2 separate regions of the Homo sapiens genome follow, and region 1 is linked to region 2. A link is a contact called in ENCODE POLR2A ChIA-PET data. All regions are on one chromosome and are shown on one strand. Each heading gives the region's core, a stretch centred on a gene start or an enhancer-like site at or near the end of the contact. The rest is flanking DNA. Distances are from core to core; before and after follow the strand shown.

Region 1 (5,644 bases), core at 1,938-4,437, 1.5 Mb before region 2:
CTCCTGCTGATGGAGGGTCCTGCAGCTCTGCTTTCTGGGCCATGAGGCATCCTCAGTCAAGAGAAGTTGTTAGGGAGGGATCACATTCTAAAATACTTTGTCCCAAAAGTGGCACACATCACTTGACTCAGTCCATTGGCCAGAATTTGTAAAATGAACTTTCTTAATTGCCAGGGGGCCAGGAAAGTATGGCTCCATGGATGTTCGGTTAGCTGTAAATGTTTATGCCACAACCTCTAATGACATAGCCTATGAAGAAAAAATTACAAAGAATAAAGAGAAAAAAAATGAAACTCTACTAACATAGTGGAAGATTTCAGCACATTTTCTCAGTGACCAAGCTAAAAATAATTTTGTCTGAAATTATTCTATTAGAGAATAACTTATTTGAGTCTTAAACCCTTTGATTTCTAGTAATTTCCTATTAAAATCCATTTGGTCACCCAGGGTGAACAAATGGAAAAGACAGATATTATCAGAACCCTTTCAATCTGAAAGCAAGTCCCAGTAGGAATAGTTCATAGAATGGGAGGTACAGGTGGCATATAGAGTACTGGTAGGGGCCTGGCGAGTACGAGACAGACAGGGACAGGGCATAGAAAGAGGGAGAAGCACACTTTATAACTTTTGCCAAGGCCACCCAGCAGGAGATGGATGGAATATGAAAAAACAAGAAGTGCATTGGAGCAGAAGCATTAAGTTACATAATTAATACATATAGCTTATGCATAACTTATATAAAAACATATATAAGCCGCCTATATAACTGCTATATGCAGTTGTAACCTCGGCAACCACAATCAGAAAGAATCATTACCTTAGTGTGTAGGTAAGTGGATTTGAAAGAGTGAATTGCCAAGAAAACAAAATTCTTATATGTTTACTTGTTGCTGGAATGGGAGCAAAAAGCTCACATAAAATTAAAACCACCAATATTTACTTAATTATAAAGAAAAACATACAACCATACCAAATACTATAGCAAATAAATATTAGAGTATTTCTGCTGGGTGCAGCGGCACATGCCTGTAATACCAGCACTTTGAGAAGCCAATGAGGAAGAATTACTTGGGGTCAGGAGTTTTAGACCAGCCTGAGCATCTGAGCAACATAGTGAGACCCCATCTCTACAAAAAAAAAAAAGTTAAAAATTAACATCACCCTGTCTCTAAAACAACAACCCCAGCAGTTCAAGAATAGAGTACCTCTCATGAGTACCTTGTCTCACAGCATACATAAAACTTATATTTTGTTCTATTTCATTTAATCCCCATAACAACCTATGAGGCAGGTCAGGGAGGCATGTTTATTGTTTAGTTTGTTTATTTATTTCTGTAGCCTGTGTTGTTCCAGAAAGGATTTAAGAGTACTTGAAGAGATTAATAAACTAGAGCAAGATATCAGAATATAAGTAGAGAGTATACAAACAACAAACTACCTGAAAAAAAAAATTAAGAAAACAATCTCAAGGCAGGAGCGGTGGCTCACGCCTGTAATCTCAGCATGGACCTCCTTGGGAGGCCAAGGAGGAAGGATTGTTTGAGCCCGGGAGTTCAAGACCAGCCTGGGCAACACAGCAGAGTTCCAGGCTGTAGTGAGCTGTGATTGTGCCACTGCCCTCCACCCTGGGTGACAGAGCAAGACCTTGTCTCAAAAACAAGCAAAGAAACAAACAAACGAAGAAAACAAACTCATTTACAATGGCATCAAAGAGAATAAAATATTTAGGAATAGATTTAACCAATGGGGTGAAAGATCTGAACACAGACAACTACAAAACATTGATGAATGAAACTGAAGAAGACATAAGTAAATGGAAAGATATCCCATGTTCATGGATTGGAAGAATCAATTGTGTTACTATTTATCATTGTGAAAACTAAAAACAATCTACAGTCCAACAATAGCAGCTTTGTTACTATTACACATGCTGGCTTGCTTTCTTCCTCTCTTGCTTTTTTTTCCCCCCTCTCATCTTTCCTACCTTCCATCTGCTCTTTTTTGTTTGTTTACTTTAAGTTCTGGGATACATGTGCAGAACATGCAGGTTTGTTACGTAGGTATACATGTGCCATGGTTGTTTGCTGCACCCATCAACCTGTCATCTAGGTTTTAAGCCTCCCACGCTTTAGGTATTTCCCTTTTTTTTTTTTTTTTTTTAAAGCGACAGGGGTCTCACTATATTGCCTCGGACTGGTCTTGAACTCCTGAGCTCAAGCAATCCACCTGCCTTGGCCTCCCAAAGTGCTGGGATTACAGGCATGGGCCATCACACCCAGCTGCTCTTTCTTTCTTTCTTTCAACTCTAAGTGTATGTGGTTATCTCCAGGAGAAGATAGTGTGTTAGAAATTTCTATATACATTATGAGTTGCTAATTTTTTTACAATGAATGGACAGATTTTTATAATCAGCAAATGTATCAAAAATACTTCCATTTATTTTATTTTAAAAAGAGCATTCCTTATTGATTTATTTATTAAACAAGTAGTCATTGACGCCATGCCTTCTGTCAGTCTCCTTCCTGGATAATGAAGGGCAAGAAGAATATATGCTCAGAATCCAGAAAAAAATAAACAATTGTAATGTTAAATAACCTGGCTCAATTTGCACACATGCTAATAAATGATGCTTTGTGAATGAAACGTAAAATGTAATCAAAACTCCATGGATTTCTGAGGCCCTTCACCAGCTCAGGTCTTTATGGACATAATCTTCTAACCTTGCATTGACTTGGGTAAATAAAGGATTAGGGGAGGAGCAAAGAGAAAAGAATGATTCAGATTATCCTTTCTGTTGTCCAAGGGCCTAGCACCCAAGTTTCTGGTCTTAGATCAAGACAAGTTCATTTTTAGAGGCTGTAACAGTTTCCCAGGCTGAGGTAGAGGTGCTTACAGGCATATGTGATTGCTTTTATTGAGTGGGAAGAAGTCTCTTCTTCCTAGAAGATTTATTATTTTCTGGGCACAGTTAAGCCTACCTCACAGGGAGTACAAACATGTCTTACAAGCTTTTCATTCCTTTCCATGAACTCCATGAACTGACACATGGATTTTCACATCAAAGCACAGAATCATAAACGACTTATTCTAAAAAGGAAACTGAAGTCTTCCAGAACTTGCTAGCAGGGAATCTTTATTATGATGGAACCAGACCAAGATTGGCCATCCTCCCAAGGCATCAGGAAATGCTGGCCACACTGAACGGTGACATGGGAAAAGTCAGCTGGGGAGAGGAGGGGCTGCTCCATGGCTCAGGCAGGCCTGGCTTAAGGATTTTGAAAGGCATAAGCTCTGGTTTTTAAATTCAGATGACCTCTCTAGGTCAACCTCTCATTCAAGGCACAGTAATGCCTTTTCAGCAATTTCCCCCAAATTTAGAAGGTGGTGCTACACACAGAGAGAGCTTTGTTTTGCCTCCTTGTTTTTGTGGCATCAGCAGGACCTGTTTTCTTCTAGATACTAAATTGTTGCCATGTTGCTAATTACTATAATTTCTTACCCCCAACCAGCTTGCAGAGTTCAGAAAAATGTGCTGCTTGTTGCAGATTCCTGGATATGGAGGCTTAACAGAGCGTCATCTCAGACAGGCCTTTCTTCCTTATGTAAATCCCGTCATGACTTATTTGAAGGTGGCCTCACTTTAAGTACTAGGGACTTGCTCAGATACTTATCAAAATGCTCTAGATTCCTGCTCAACCAGCCAGACGCTGAGGCATCCCTGTGCCAGGCCCCAGGACTGACGTGCAGAAGTCAGAGGATGACCAGAAACCATTAACAGGTTCAGTATTGACTGAAGCTATTCCATTAGTTCATTGATCCAACTCATATTTAGTTGATGTTCACCGTGCCCATCTTACTGAGCATACAGGGAAAAAAAAATCAACATCTCCTGGAATCTGAAACATATGAAAATTGATAAGACTGGTATGCAAATATTTCCAGAACAGTTCAAAAAAGAATGTAGTAAGCTCTATAATGAAGTTAATTTTAAAATGTGAAAAGCAAACTCCCAGGACCCCGACTGCTTCCCTGATTACTCATCTCTGTGAATTTTATGTGTTTATTGCTTGTTGATTTGTTTACATGTGCATCTTCCCCATCACACATTCATGAGACAACTGCTTTATTCACTAACATACATGACACACACATTTACTAATTGAAGGAAAAGAGGGAGGGAATAGGGATAAAATAAAGAGAACAGCAGAAAAGAAGGCAGCACACAGAGAAGTTAAAATCTTTGTCTCTACAGATTGCCAAAATAAATCCCAACTCTGAGACATACAGCTGTGTGACCTCAGGCAAATTACTTAGCCTCCCTGTGCCTTTGTTTCTGCAACTTAAAATTGGGAAAAATAATAGTATCTACTTCATCGAGTTGAACAAAAAGAACTAAGAAAGTATTTGTGGCCTTAGAATAGTACCTGCATAAAATAAACCCTCAAAAAGTATTCATTAAATTTTAAAAATCATAAAGGAAGGAAATACTAGTTGGGGAAAATAAGGAAATGATTATCAGTGTGCTATTATTTTAGATCTTACTTGAAAGATTCATTGGAATTAAATAAATAGTGATGGTTGAAAAGGCCACTTAGAGTCAGTCAATTATAGGACGTAATTGAAAAATAACAAGCAGACAGAATGTCTACGAGGGAGTAGGAGATAGGCTTAGAAAGTCAGTTGCCATCGGGGGCATGACAAGTGTCCTGATAAGAGGAGGCAGAGGGAGATTTTAAACACAGAGAGGGCCATGTGAAGACAGAGCAGAGATGTGAAGATGCTGGCCTTGCCCATTCGAGTGATATGGCCACAGCAGGAAATGCTGGGAGCCAATGGAAGTGGGAAGAGGCTCCCTTAGAGCCTCCAGACGGACTGTGGCCCTGAGGACTCCTTGATTTCAGCTTCGTGATACTGATATAGGTCTTCTGGCCTCCAGAATTGTGAGAGAATACATTTCTATTGTTATAAGCCACTACATGTGTGCTAATTTGTTGCAGCAGCCACAGGAAACATATAGAGATAAAGGGAAAAAATAATAAGATAAAGAAGATGCCTTAGACGAATCAATGAATACAGACGGCGATGAGCTGAAACATAAACATCATTAAATTCTGCCACCTACAATCCTAAAAGAACAACAAAACAAACAAAAAATCTGTAATACCCACATAAAATGCCATTGTCAACTATATACCAAAGTTATTTAGACATTCCTCTGAAGACATACTTGGGTAATTTCAAATGTTGCCTTTAACACTTACTAAGCATAGTTAACTGGAACAGCTACATACCTTCTAGATTCTCACTTAGAGAAAAGACATAAGCAGACATGTCCCAAAAGAGGAAGTGCCACAGATTAGCAAACATGGGAAAAGATTCAGCCTCCAGGAAATACTGTTTAAAACAATAATGAAATTTCATTTCTTTGCCAATCAAAATAACAGTTTTTTTACTCTTTTTAAGTTTTTAAATTTTTAATACTATTTTTCAGCTTGTTTTTTCCCCACCTGGTAATTATCTTCTGTGAGAAAATATTTTAAATGGTCCATTTTCAAGGCATGATAAATCTAAGTACTGGCAGCCAGACTGCGGTTGTGATATACCGCACGGCTCATGCACCTAGAAGGTCACAATAAGCAAACAG
Region 2 (5,768 bases), core at 3,047-5,546:
CCTGCAATCTCAGCACTTTGGGAGGCCAAGGTGGGCAGATTGCCTGAGCCCAGGAGTTCAAGACCAGCCTGGCAACATGGCAAAACCCATCTCTACTAAAAATACACAATTCTCCAGGCATGGTAGTGTACACCTGTAATCCCAGCCGCCCACGAGGCTGAGGTGGGAGGATCGCTTGAGCCTGGGAGGTTGAAGCTACAGTGAGCCATGACCATGTCACTACACTGCAGTGTTGGCAACAGCGAGTGCCTGTCTCAAAAAATAAATAAATAAAAGCAAAAATAAAATAAAAGAAATACAACTTTTGGCTGGGCGCGGTGGCTCACGCCTGTAATCCCAGCACTTTGGGAGGCCAAGGTGGGTGGATCACAAGGTCAGGAGTTCGAGACCAGCCTGGCCAACGTGTTGAAAACCCATCTCTACTAGAAATACAAAATTTAGCCAGGCTGGAGTGCAGTAGCATGATCTCGGCTCGCTGCAACCCCCGCCTCACGGGTTTAAACGACTGTCCTGCCTCAGCCTCCTGAACAGCTAGGATTACAGGCATGCGCCACCATGCCTGGTTAATTTTTGTATTTTCAGTAGAGACGGGGTTTCACCATGTTGGCCAGCCTGGCCTGGTCTCCAACTCCTGACCTCAGCTGGTCCACCAGCCTTGGCCTCCCAAAGTGCTGGGATGACAGGCGTAAGCCACAGCACCCGGCCTACAAAAATGTTTTTAGATATACTGATCCAAACTATCGCCCTGTAACTGGATAAGGGATTATAGCTCTGTAAGAATTCTGTTTTCTTTTATTCAAGCTAAACAGCTTTGTTCTTTTAGCTGTTACTTATATGAAAGTTTTAAGTTCCTTTTTTTTTTTTGAGATGGGGTCTGTCGCCTAGGCTGGAGTACAGTGGCGCGATCTTGGCTCACTGCAACCTCCACTTTCCGGGTTTAAGCAATTCTCTTGCCTCAGCCTCCCAAGTAGCTGGGATTACAGGCACATGCCACCACACCAGGCTAATTTCTGTATTTTTCGTAGAGACGGAGTTTCGCTGTGTTGGCCAGGCTGGTCTTGAACTCCTGACCTCAGGCAATCAGCACACCTCAGCCTCCGAAAGTGCTGGGATTACAGGTGTGAGCCACCATGCCCAGCCTCCTTTGACATTTTAGACCACTCTATGAAGTTGATATAATATTATTCCCATGTTTCTATGTTTTACTTATTTTTTTTATATTTAAGAAAACATGGAATATTTCATGAATTTACATGTCATCCTTGTGCAAGGGCCATGCTAATAATCTTCTTTGTATTGTTCCAATTTTAGTATATGTGCTGCCAAAGAAGCACCGTATATTTAAAAAACTAATAGGGTTTCAAAAAAACAAACGGGGGAACCGAAATGGAATTGCTAAATTTTTATTTTTCCAAATAAGCCATTAAAAAAAATTTTGGCGTTAGTATTTCACACACACACACAAAAAGCATCTTAATATTATAAAGGTAATAAATACTCAGTCTCAGAATAAAAAAGACAAGAAAGATCTGTAAGGAATTTTACACCAATATTTTTGTGGAGTACAAGCATTAGGGCGTCATTGGTCTTTATCTTTGGAAGTTTTGGACACAGAAGTGAAAATTACATATATGGTCTTACTAGCAAGCAAAATTGAGTGCAACAATCACCATCCACTTTCTGAATATTATACTCTTGTAAATGTATCATAAAATGTGCCAGATTTTATATTTCATTTACTTTGTAGCATGAAATTATGTCACTTGAAGAAAGAACATTAAAGTGGCATTTCAGATTCCTGCTTGATAAGAGTAGAAATCTGCAAAACAAGGATTACACACATGATTGACAGACAGCTATAAAATATAACCTCATAGTTATTTCCATGACAAATACTTCCAAGAGAGTTTGAAGAGAGAACAATGGGGTAAAACAGAAGTATAACCAATTATCCAATTATACAAAACCTGAATTGCAAATTATTTTAAAGCAAACACAAATATTTTCAAGCATAGCACATAAAAAACACAGATTAAGTCCCCTATAGGTTAATGGCCATCCTCTAATTTGGGTTTGTTTTGTTGTTTTTTCAAGACAGTGTCTTGCTCTGTCACCCAGGCTGGAGTGCAGTGGCATGATCTGGGCTCACTCTAACCTCCGCCTCCCGGGTTCAAGAGATTCTCCTGCCTCAGCCTTCCGAGTAGCTGGGATTGCAGGCATGTGCCACCATGCCCAGCTAATTTTTGTATTCTTAGTAGAGACGGGTTTCACCATGTTGGCCAGGCTGGTCTCGAACTCTTGACCTCGTGATCTACCCGCCTCGGCCGCCCAAAGTGCTGGGATTACAGGCGTCAGCCACCGCGCCCGGCCCACGATCCTCTAATTTCTACACCCTCCACAAATCCTCATAAAAACCATACAGGCCAAGAAAAAGAGCAAATAAAATCATCCATAGCTGACCCCACAGCATTATAAGGAGATGAAATGACTAAAAACTCCAATTTACGTATAAGAGCATAAACATTGAAGACCAGAAGCTTCAATGGGAACTGTCCAGAAGAGCAATATAGCAGAGTCCTAGTGGTAACCGAATTACATGTAATATGACTGAGGATTTACCATCAGGAGAGGGCCCCATCTGAGAGAAAGTACTGGCACATCTGATACATGACAGTGAGAGCAATGGCTACTGGGAAGTCAAAAATACACTTAGAAAGTATGTAAGATCAAAGGCAACAGTTTTAGCAAGGCACAGTTTCTGGGAGAGAAGGAGGTGTCATTTGGAGGGTTGATGATAAAGGAAAAAAAGGAAGTGACCAGAGCATAGATGGCCTACTAAAACAAGACAGAACTATGGCGGGGGGTGGGGGGAGGTGTTAATTTATTTTTAAAACTACATTTCACTGTGGCAACAAATCAGAATGCTCTTGAACTAAGAGACTGAGAAGGCCACCCTAACCCCATCACCAAAATAAGACAAAATAAGATAACAATATTGTTGGTACAATAAAATCTGGCACAAACAACCTGAACAGAAAAAAGGACTCAGCATTCATACCAAATTACTTATAAGGAATAAAAAGTAAAATACTTGGGCAGACGAAAACACATCAAAAACGCTTACAGAGAAAAGATGTAATATCACCATATCCATCGCAAATTTAAAGTAATTAAATAACAAATGCAGACATAAAAGAACACCTCAAATGAGAAACTCAAAATTTTAAACAGAGTAGACAAATAACAGGAACTTGTAAAACATGAACAAACTGAACTTAAATGAAGACTAAATTACAAAAGATGCCCTAGAGAGAACAGATATGATCTAAAGAGATAGAAAATAGGAATGCTTTCACATAAATGAAAAAGAAATAGATGTGAAAAGAATCAAAGAAAAGTCATACATATAGAAGAGACAGAACAGGTGGTAGATGTGAATCAAATATTTTATATCCAGCCAAGCTGTCCTTCAAATATCAAGGATATAGGAAACAATTTAAACATGTAAAAATTTAAGAAATTGTTTCACAAGCATTCCTGAGGAATCTACTAGATGATGAGCTTTATCCAAGAAGTGATTGAGAACTTCAAGAAAAGATCTGTAAATCTTTAACAATATTGTAGTACTAAATTTAAAACAAAGGTATTGACGAGGAAGAATAGTATGTAAAATGACATACTCTCACAAAGTAAATATAACTTCAAAAAATCACAGGAAAAGAGACAGAAAAAAAAGAAACTGGAATAAGACTTCACACGTAAGAAAATGAAACCAAATGGCTCTAATTTAAAGCTGATAAACCAAATAGAAGAAACCTAAATTTTTTTTTTTAAAAAAGAGAGAGACTAAGAGGATTTTTAAAGGTATAATATAAAGGTAACTAATGAAAATATAAACTCTCTTAAGTAAAAAATAAAAATAAAAAATAAGCAAATAAAAACATCAAACAGAATATAAGACCCAGAGTAAGTATAACATAAACCAAAGATGAGATCAATTCAGTGAAAAAGCTAAGGTTTAAAATAGACTACATCTACAAAAGAGCAAGTACTAATAATACACGTGCTTTACCATTGGGCATGCACTTGTATACGTATCTCACTACCTAATTTGGGAGGTAGTTTAGAAAAGTACTGCTTTTCTCTTTTACTCAGATTTGCCGAGTCGTTGTTGTTGTTGTTATTGTTGTTCTTGAGACGCGGTCTCACGCTGTCACTCAGGCTGGAGTGCAGTGGCATGAACACTGCTCACTGAAGCCTGGACCTGCCACGCTCAAGCAATCCCCCACCTCAGCCTGCCAAGTAGCGGGGATTACAGGCACGTACCACCACGCCTGGCTAATTTTTGTATTTTTGTACACATAGGGTTTTGCCATATTGCCCAGGCTGGCCTGGAACTCTTGGGCTCAAGTGATCCTCCCACCTCTGCCTCTCAAAGCACTGAGATTACAGGCGTGAGCCATCGTCCCTGGCCTATTTCCTGGGTTTTAAAATGTCACTTGGTCTCCCACAGAAATCTTTAAAATGAATTAGCCTCTATCAAAAGCTTCCCTAGGCCGAGGCAGAGCTTGCAGTGAGCCGGGATCGCGCCACTGCACTCCAGCCTGGGTGAAAGAGCGAGACTCCGTCTCAAAAACTAAACTAAACTAAACTAAACTAACCTAACCTAACCTAACCTAACCTAACCTAACCTAACCTAACCTAAACTAAACTGAACTGAACTGAACGCTTCTCTAGGCCGGGTGTGGTTGCTCATGCCTGTATTCCCAGCACTTTGGGAGGCCGAGGCAGGCGGATCACAATGTCAAGAGATTGAGACCATCGTGGCCAACATGGTGAAATCCCGTTTCTACTAAAAATACAAAAATTTGCTGGGCATGGTGGCACACGCCTGTAATCCCAGCTATTCAGGAGGCTGAGGCAGGAGAATTGTTTGAACCCGGGAGGCAGAGGTTGAGGTAAGCCAAGATCATGCGACTGCACTCCAGCCTGGTAACAGAGCGAGACTCCATCTCAACAAAAAAGCTTCCCTAACAAAGAAACAGTTGGAAGATGCTTAAGTCTCCTTGGTTTTCATTTAGTGGCAGTGGCAACCTAAGACGGCAAAGAATGTGGCACTATCTCAGGTATTAGATGCAAGACTAGGGCTCTTAGTAAACAGCCATACTTCAGAGTTAAGAACTACTCAAACACAGGATATATGATCTCTACAACTCTAAGTTAAATCATGTACAGGTAAATTCTGTTACATTGCTTGTTTTGAAAACACACATTGGCTCCAACACAATTCATGGGGAGCATTTTTAACATTTTAAATTTCATGTTTGCTTCTATGAATTTCATCTATTAGAAACTCTAGATGAACACAGAAAACAGCACCTAGCCAAAACAAGTCTCATAGGCATGCACAGCAGCACCCAGACACACACCTCAAACAACTACCTCAGATCCCCTTGTATGTTGTGAGCCACAATGAACCACACCCATCTACATCTGATGTTACAACTTACCATCAGATTTCAGATAACCTGACTTTCTCCACTTCACAATAATTTACAAACTGTAATCCTTCAGATGCCCACTTCTGCAAGCAAGCACTGTCTTTTTCAAGGTAAAGTGCAATATTTACATCATAGTATTATGTATTTGTTAACCATTTAACATATGTAAAACAGTACTACCATTTTAAGTTCTTATCTTTGTTTTTAATCTGTCACTAATAATGTTTTTTAATGTTGTGGTCAAACTCATTTTCCCCATAAGCCCTG

Evidence for each region. ChIA-PET counts read pairs that join two places held with the same protein, here RNA polymerase II (POLR2A).
Region 1: POLR2A ChIA-PET joins it to region 2 with 10 read pairs in activated B cell. The contact joins two enhancer-like sites. POLR2A ChIA-PET finds 5 or more read pairs at or near these places in 2 of 52 experiments (activated B cell and activated CD4-positive, alpha-beta T cell).

Annotation. Positions count from the first base shown.
Region 1 is chr4:140,837,599-140,843,242 of GRCh38, reverse strand. No RefSeq gene overlaps it. Among named protein-coding and RNA genes, the nearest start is that of TBC1D9, 84 kb to the right of the region's middle. Within about 2 kb of position 3,187, at least 2 of the 41 ENCODE cell types and tissues checked have a DNase peak (open chromatin) inside an H3K27ac peak, as active enhancers do.
Region 2 is chr4:139,313,944-139,319,711 of GRCh38, reverse strand. The region is part of intron 1 of NAA15 (N-alpha-acetyltransferase 15, NatA auxiliary subunit); the gene reads right to left. It also overlaps the pseudogene RNU6-1214P. Among named protein-coding and RNA genes, the nearest start is that of NDUFC1, 14 kb to the right of the region's middle. Within about 2 kb of position 4,296, at least 8 of the 41 ENCODE cell types and tissues checked have a DNase peak (open chromatin) inside an H3K27ac peak, as active enhancers do.